Regions from separate parts of the Mus musculus genome. Here all the other regions are linked to region 1. A link is a loop called in an ENCODE intact Hi-C map of the cell type or tissue named here. Cell type or tissue: heart. All regions are shown on one strand.

Region 1 (2,500 bases):
TCTGGGACCCCAGCATATCTTTATCTGGTAAACTCTGAAGTTTTAGAACATAGTCATCGAAAGAGAATACATATAATATGCAATCTGTTCAACTTCTCTCTGAGAATTTGCCAGAACTGTTTCCAGTAGTAAGAAGTTAATGGTGTCTCCTTCTCAGCCATCGTCATATGCAGGTGTGTTCTATGTGGCCGGCACCACTGCTTTGTCTGCTCGTGTGAACTGATCTTAAACCTGAAGTTCCTTCGGCGTGCTTGCTGTGGGCTGTTATCAAGGCAGCCATAGATGTGGAGTTTGTGAAGAGTGACTTCAGGAGGCCCTCTCGTCAACCATGTACCAGAGCATGGAAGGAACAAACATGTACTGGTGTCTTGCAACACACGTGTCCTTCCCCCTTGATGAATGGTCTTACTCCGGGCTCTTCTTGAAAGCTCTAGGGTGACTCAGGACTCTACATCTTTTTGCTTGTTAAGGAGTAAGGCTTGTCTTCTTAAATAACTGACGGTTTGGTGTAACACAGCTGGCCAGGAATTCTTAGCTTGTGTTTTTGTAGCCTCCACTTTTCAAGGTGTCTGTCTGCACAGGCTTCAAGTGAGTCTTTCAGAGACAGTGAAGACAGGGACCCAGTGGGAGAACTTTGGCCTTCACCTTCAATTGGCTTATCAGCAGGTCTGCTGCCCAATGAGTGCCTCACCTCCATGGTGAGGAGAGAGCTCCTGGGACACTTCTGGTTTGGCTTCTCTCCCAGATGATTGAGCTGTCCTGGCTCCCAGACGCTGGTTTCTGTCATGTGAGCAACACAGACATCCTTACCAAGAACACTGTTCTGTAGGCTTTAGGGATTTATACTGTGAACCTGAGGTTAACACATTGAGTCATACGATTAGACCTGCCAGTTTTTTCAGGGTGAAAATCTAGTGGTGTCCTTGTCTGCTCTCCCCATGAAAGGTGGTGAGGGAGGGGGGCAGGCAGGGTTTCTGGCAGGATCTGAGGCAGGAACTTGGAAACACAGTTAAGAGTACATGTACTTGCTGGTTGAGTCCTGGTCTGGTCTGAGGGTGTTTGTAGAGTGCACTTGGACCCTCCTCCCTCATTTAGTAAAAAGCTAAGGGAGGAAGGGCATAGGTTTGCATTTTTGATGTACGCTCCTGTGCCTGCCTGGATGACCAGTGGACCCTAAGTACTATTTTTTAGGGGGTCCTTGGCTATTTTGGCTTTTAGGAATTTGTTTTCCCTGGTGTCTGGGTGGGGCCAGAGTGGGATGCCCTCCTCTTTTTCCTCTTGCATCAGAGAAGCCACTGGGATTAGTGAGCAGATTGCTGAGTGAATTTCCCAGAGCCACTCCAAGACATGCCCCATTAGAACATTGTTTTGGGACCAAGTGTGTGGGAAGGGCTGGGCCGTCTCTTCACTGGATGGCCTGAGAAACGCCCTTTCCGTTTCCTGGTGGAAAGGATGTTGAAATCTGTAGGTTTTCAGATGCTTCTGCAACCTTTGGCTGTATCTCATGACTCTTTGGCATTTGGCATCTGGTGTCCTTGGGAAATGAAACCAGACAAGCGGAATGTGAGAGGAGAGGGGTGGCCAGAGAAAGAAGCAAAGCTCTTTCCCTTTCACATTTCCTTGATAAGAGGTCTTGAGTTGTATTGCTGCAGCACAAACTGCACTGGACGCCCTGAAAAGTAAACTGATGTTGGAGGAGGTTCTGAAAGCAATTGGTACGGCAGCTGGAGTTGGTACGGCAGCTGGAGTTGGTACGGCAGCTGGGATGGAGACAGAGTCCCACCCTTCTCCGTAAGGTTCTTATGCATACAGATTTTGCCCTTGGCCCTCTGTGCAAGTGACCTAAACTCACTTTGTCTCAGAAATGTCGGAGATCATCCATTGTACAGAAATGCCTGTGTTTGGTGTTGAGATTTTTAGCTGGAGAATTTACTGTGAAACAGACTGTCCTGGTGAGAATAACAGAGCTAGAGAAGGACCAAGGCTCCCTACCAAACTTGTGAGTACATGCAGAAACTCTGTTGGCTCTTAGGTTAGTGGGTGGCTGGCAGGAGCTTCATGCCTCTCGCTCCTTTCCTGGCCCCAGCCTGTGTAGGCTCTAGTTTCCTTTGAATCAACTCTCGGTGTGGAAAAACCTTGGGAAGATAGCCAGTGAGTGATCCGCTCCCTTGGGATGGACAGACATCTTTAAAATGTGTGGCGGAGGCCCCCAATGAACCAATTAAAACAGTGTGTAAATCAGTGCAAACTGTTTGTCATCAGAACTGCCACGTTTTCCCCTAACATGGGGTACTCATTGTGTCTTGCTTTGTGGAAAGCAAATGTTACACATCTCCTGTGTTGTCACTGGCACTGTCAAAGGAAAAGTGCTAGGAAAGGTGTTCTTAAAGACTTGAAGCTTCTTGCCAATTAAAAAAACAAAAAGGCCTTAATCATCTTCCTCTCCATTCCCTAAAACTGGCTTTACTTTCTGGATATTGCTGTACTCAGAGGTCTTGTT
Region 2 (2,500 bases), 51 kb after region 1:
GTGCGTGCGTGTGCGCGTGCGCTCGCGTGCGTGTTTGTAGGGCGAGTAATGGTGGCTCATAGCTATAACCTCAGCACTTAGAAATCTGAATCAGGAGGATCACTCTACAGTCCTACAGTTGAGACCAGCCTGGGTTACAGAAAGAGGGAAAAAGGGAGGGATTTTTAGAGATAAGGTCTAAGCCTAAAATTAAAAGCTCCTCCTAGAAATCACTCTTCCAAGGCCCAATGCATGAATGTTTGGATGGATGGATGGATGGATGGATGGATGGATGGGCTGCTGAAACTAAAAAACTGAAGCCAGCAGTATAGCAGTAACTCCTTGGGCATCAGACAGCCGCTGTGTGTACATGGCAGTGTCTTCTCCTTGGGTGACCCATTATATCGGGGTGCTCTCTTAATGGAAAGTCCTGGTTACAGGAATACCTCTCTCAGCACAAAGGTGTGCGAGATTGTGGAAGCCAAGCACAGCGTGCCTCCTGGCTGAGCTTGCTGTGTCTCCAACAGAGACTACAGCTGACAGGGAGGTCCAGGTTAGGCGTGTCAGTGAACTCCATCCACAGATGCGCCAGCTGTTTTGGCTCAAGGTCACCTGGGTTGTGAGACACATCTAGCTGAGGTGGGTTTGGGTTTCAGGTCTTTTTAGCAGACACACACTCTATTTCCTTTCCTTTCCCTTTTTCCTTTCCTTTTTTCCTTTGCTTTCCTTCTTTTTTTTTTTTTTTTTGGTTTGTTTTTCAAGACAGGGTTTCTCTGTGTAGCCCTGGCTGTCCTGGAACTCACTCTGTAGACCAGGCTGGCCTCGAACTCAGAAATCCGCCTGCCTCTGCCTCCCAAGTGCTGGGATTAAAGGCGTGTGCCACCACTGCCTGGCACACTCGTTTTTCTAACATAGCTCCTGAGCTGGGTCAGCAGGAGACCTGTGCCTGGGACTAACATGTGTTCTCTTGTTAACTCCACCGGTGTCAGTAGCCCCTTTCAGCCACATCAAATGAAATCCTACTTCACAATGAAATCTAAATAACTGATAGAAACAATCTAGTCACCAACTGGCCATGTCTCTGGCCACTGTAAAGACAGGTCTCCTTCACTCTTGAATTTCATACAGCTGTGACATCCCCATGTAGTCCTCAGTGTGACATGAGACCTAGAATATCCTTCTCAGTACCATTATGTCACTAAAAAAAGAAAATGTTACTCCCTGGCGTGAATTCAATTCCCATGTACCCTTTAAGTAGATGACCCGATACTGTAAAACAATAAGTGTCTCCTGTATTCTCGTGGCTTTGCAGACCACCATCATGATGCACAGGACATCAGCTCTCTGCTGCTCCATGTGGGCCTCTGGTAATGTGTTACCTTGTCACTTTTTCTTACTTTGTTTTATTTCTTTTCATTTTTGTAGGACCAGGAAGAAAACAAGGGAGCAACCAGTTGGCCCGAGTTCTACATTGATCAGCTCAATTCCATGGCTGCTGTAAGTATTACTTACATTCTGTGACAGCCTAAAATAGGGTACAGAGTACACAGTTGCACAATGAGCTTGATTGAGTAAGCCCTTCTGAATGCTGTTACCTTTCCAAATTCCATTCCAGACACTCAGTGTTTGAGGTGTTGGGGACGAGGGGCTGAAAGGTTGCCTAGTGAAGTAACTTTTCTAGTGTGTTTTAAATAGAATCTACACACACTAACATATGATTGGTCTTAATGTTATAAGAGGAAATGCCATTTGAAACATGGCTTGCATTCAACTTGGACTTGCTGTTGCTGTGACTAATTATTGGGAGTGTTGCAACAACACTCCTGTGGACTGTAGGCTTTTCTAACAGTTCTATGACCTAACTGTCCCTTCATCATGTTCATACCCATCTCCCTCTCTCTGGGAACTTAGCTCCTTCCTGACTTCCTGATCTCATTGGTGGCCGAGAGGTTCATATACAGAATCATAACATGACTTGATAAAATGCTGTAATAATCAGAATGCTCTAGGGAAAGCTGTGATCTATAGTTAGCAGTTAAACTGCGTTCTCAGTATCTGAGTTCTGGCCTCTGAGATGTTAGCACTCTAGGCAGCCTGAACATCATCTATTAATCATAGCTAAAATTCACAACAGAAAATAAGTCACCAGCCTTTGAACCTTAGTAGCTTAAATCCTGTTGCCATTGATGAAAACTGAAGGTCGAAGTCTTTGCCTCTCATGGCATTCTCATGATTTTCAGAATGGGTTGTATCCAACTTTAAGTTGATAATATGAAATAGAAGGCTCTACTCTCCCGAGTGCTCTACTCTCTGCTGCCTCTACCCAGGTCCTCATGGAGAGCTGTCTTACCACTCCAAGACCTTTAATGTGATCTAGGTTTTATTGCTACTCCCACTGCAAAAGGTAAAAACCAACCCGGATCCATGAATTTGCTGCTCTTATTTAAGTTCTGCAGGGCCTTGACTTTCAGTTTCTTCCTCTTCTTTCCTGTTTCTTTCTTATTCTGCTGCTGTACCTTGA
Region 3 (2,500 bases), 96 kb after region 1:
CAGCCAAACGTGTTAGAGAATATATATTTGTTCTAGGTCCTTTGGAATACTCACTGCCCCATGTGTAAAATCTGATTTGTTTTTAAGGGTATAAGCATCAGCGAGGCTTTTTGGCTTCTCTGACTCAGAAAACAAAGGCAGGACTGCAAGTTCAATTCCTGCTTGGGCTACAAAGCATGGTCAAGGCTGGCCTGGACAACCTAGTGAGACTGTCTCAACAAAAAGTAAATGGAAGGCCAGGGGTGCTGCCGAGTGGCAGAGCACCTGGCTGCATGTGAGGCCATATAGTTAGCCTCAGCAGAGCTTCTGAAGAGCAGCTCTTCTGTACACAGGTAGCTCTGAGTCAAAGGGGGACGCAAGGTGAAGCAAATGGAAGGCCTCCATGTGAGGGAGCCAGTCAGTCATTTCTACAGATACGCACACCCTTTGGAACCAAGCAGCCGGTTAATGGGAAGCAGTCGTTATGCAAATCAAGAACCTAAAAATAAAATGGGAAGTTGCCAAACTTTCCCCACAAATCCCGTGCTGTTTCAGAGATGGAAACAGGCAGCTTTCCACGCTCTCCGCCCTCCACCCCTCCTTCTGACAGACATATATTTAAGCTGCGCCTTTTGCTGTGAATTGACAACCTAGAATAAGTGGCTTGTTTCTCCCTCTCCCTCTCCCTCTCCCTCTCCCTCTCCCTCTCCCTCTCCCTCTCCCTCTCCCTCTCCCTCTCCCTCTCCCTCTCCCTCTCCCTCTCCCTCCCTCCCTTGGTATAAGAAATAGAGTAGGTAACACAAGAAATGATCTATTTTTAAATGAACTATTGGCGGCAAGCTCTTTGATACGGTGGGGTTGTGAGAGTTGAGCTTTAATCTTTAGTGTTTAAAAGCCATGAAACAGAAAGCATGGAAGAAGCCCAGGAATCTTTCTCCACTAAAAACAAAAAAGGCAGCAAAGTGAAAAGTGTCCAGGACAGCTCTCAGCCACCGCCTGCTGACTGAGGCCACGAGCTGCTCCCACTGCTGTAGTCATGGTGAGCTGCAGGGTCCCAACTGAATGAGGTTCTAGGCGAGCCACCTTCTTAGAGAGCCAAACGCAGCACATGCTCATTTCTACATATAGCAACTTGCTGAAGCAGAGGCGCTCTGTGATTCAAACATAAAATATTTCTTTACTCATGGGAAACATTTTTCTTCTGCTATTTTTAACCTATAACATATACCTGCTGGCAGAGGGAAACAAAAAAATGTACAGAAAAATTAAAATTATACTCACATAAGTTACATTTTTTTAATGCTGTAGCTTTTGTGAAATCTGAGAATGAGAGGAATGTTTTCTTTCTATCACATTTAGTGTGTGTGTGTGTGTGTGTGTGTGTGTGTGTACATATGTGTGTGTGTGTACGTGTGTGTGTGTGTGTGTGTGTACATGTGTGTGTGTGTACATGTGTGTGTGTGTGTGTGTGTATACATGTGTGTACATGTGTGTACACACGCATGCTCCATAACAGCCTCTGGAAGTCACAACAACTGTTTTCTTCTATCGTTCTACCGTGTGGGTCCTTAGGAGTAACCTGGGGTTGTCAAGCTTGGAAGCAAGCACTCTCACCCATCTCACTGTCCCTGGAATATAGTTTATAAGCTAAGCATATGCCTGCCTCCAAGCACGCACTGACTCGAGCCAGTGTGTCTCTTACTTACTCCTGTAAGCTGCTTGCTGACTGCTAAGATGTCACTCTCTCCGACAGCATGACTGAGCTGGACAAGGAGATCAGCACCCTGAGGAGTGGCCTGAAAGCTGTAGAGACGGTGAGTACCTGCTTCCCACCATGACTGTCGGCCTCCTCACTACTTTGCTGGTGTGCAGACCTTGAGCACAGGAGCGCCTTTGGCATGTGCTCTGCCCAGGATAAACATGATTCCATAAGAGTGACCAGAAAGAAGCAGGCACAAGCTGTGCCCAGTATAGGAACTCAGTTTCATACAGCCAAGTGTCCTGAGAGGCTCCCTGCAGTGGGAGCTTGAAGTAGGTGAGGAGGGCCAACAATTCAACCCAGGAGGCAGGCCTTAGCATGAATGGACCAGGTGAGGCAACCTTCCATTTCCTTGTTCTGTTACCGTTTGATGTGACTCTCCACAGGCTGATGGAAACCCCTCTGCTACTTCTGAACTGGTCCTTTGGGAAGGGGAGTCTTCACCAAACACACACTTGGCCATAGCATATATACCATGTCCAAGGCTTTCTAGTGCTGCGATGGTGAGAGCAGCAGTTCCCTCAGCAGGACCCTGTCTAGATAAGCATGGTGGTGATCAAAGAGAGACGTGATGAAAGGGCTGGATTGAGGCTAGCCTGGAGGCGTGTGATTGGCTGGCACATCCTGGAGGAGGTGCTCCTACTGGAGGAGATGAACTCCAGTTATGGCTTAGGAGCAGGATGGTGTAGAAAGGTCCATGGGAGGGGGGCTGCCCAGGTAGAGAAGATAAAAGGGAACCACAGGAATGTGGAGAAGATAGGG

Evidence for each region. Hi-C counts contacts between places; a loop is a spot of excess contacts. Peaks named below come from ENCODE experiments on the same cell type or tissue, not always from the same donor. Only the 100,000 strongest peaks of a DNase experiment are listed, where the experiment ranks them.
Region 2: it touches region 1 in a loop (2.7-fold over the local background); 5 of 42 quality-filtered maps call a loop at or near these places.
Region 3: it touches region 1 in a loop (1.9-fold over the local background); 5 of 42 quality-filtered maps call a loop at or near these places.

Annotation. Positions count from the first base shown.
Region 1 is chr12:71,884,512-71,887,011 of GRCm38, forward strand. The region is part of intron 1 of Daam1 (dishevelled associated activator of morphogenesis 1); the gene reads left to right. Among named protein-coding and RNA genes, the nearest start is that of Daam1, 55 kb to the left of the region's middle. In heart, no CTCF peak of the experiment used is centred here; DNase peaks (open chromatin) are centred at 720, 1,480 and 2,100; H3K4me3 peaks cover 546 bases; H3K27ac peaks cover 2,500 bases.
Region 2 is chr12:71,935,155-71,937,654 of GRCm38, forward strand. It overlaps Daam1 (dishevelled associated activator of morphogenesis 1), which reads left to right. Exons shown (of 26, transcript NM_026102.3): 4 at 1,405-1,476. Among named protein-coding and RNA genes, the nearest start is that of Gm40440, 100 kb to the right of the region's middle. In heart, a CTCF peak has its summit at 1,333; a DNase peak (open chromatin) is centred at 1,607; H3K27ac peaks cover 2,400 bases.
Region 3 is chr12:71,980,961-71,983,460 of GRCm38, forward strand. It overlaps Daam1 (dishevelled associated activator of morphogenesis 1), which reads left to right. Exons shown (of 26, transcript NM_026102.3): 23 at 1,733-1,793. Among named protein-coding and RNA genes, the nearest start is that of Gm40440, 58 kb to the right of the region's middle. In heart, CTCF peaks have their summits at 354 and 974; a DNase peak (open chromatin) is centred at 501; H3K27ac peaks cover 2,171 bases.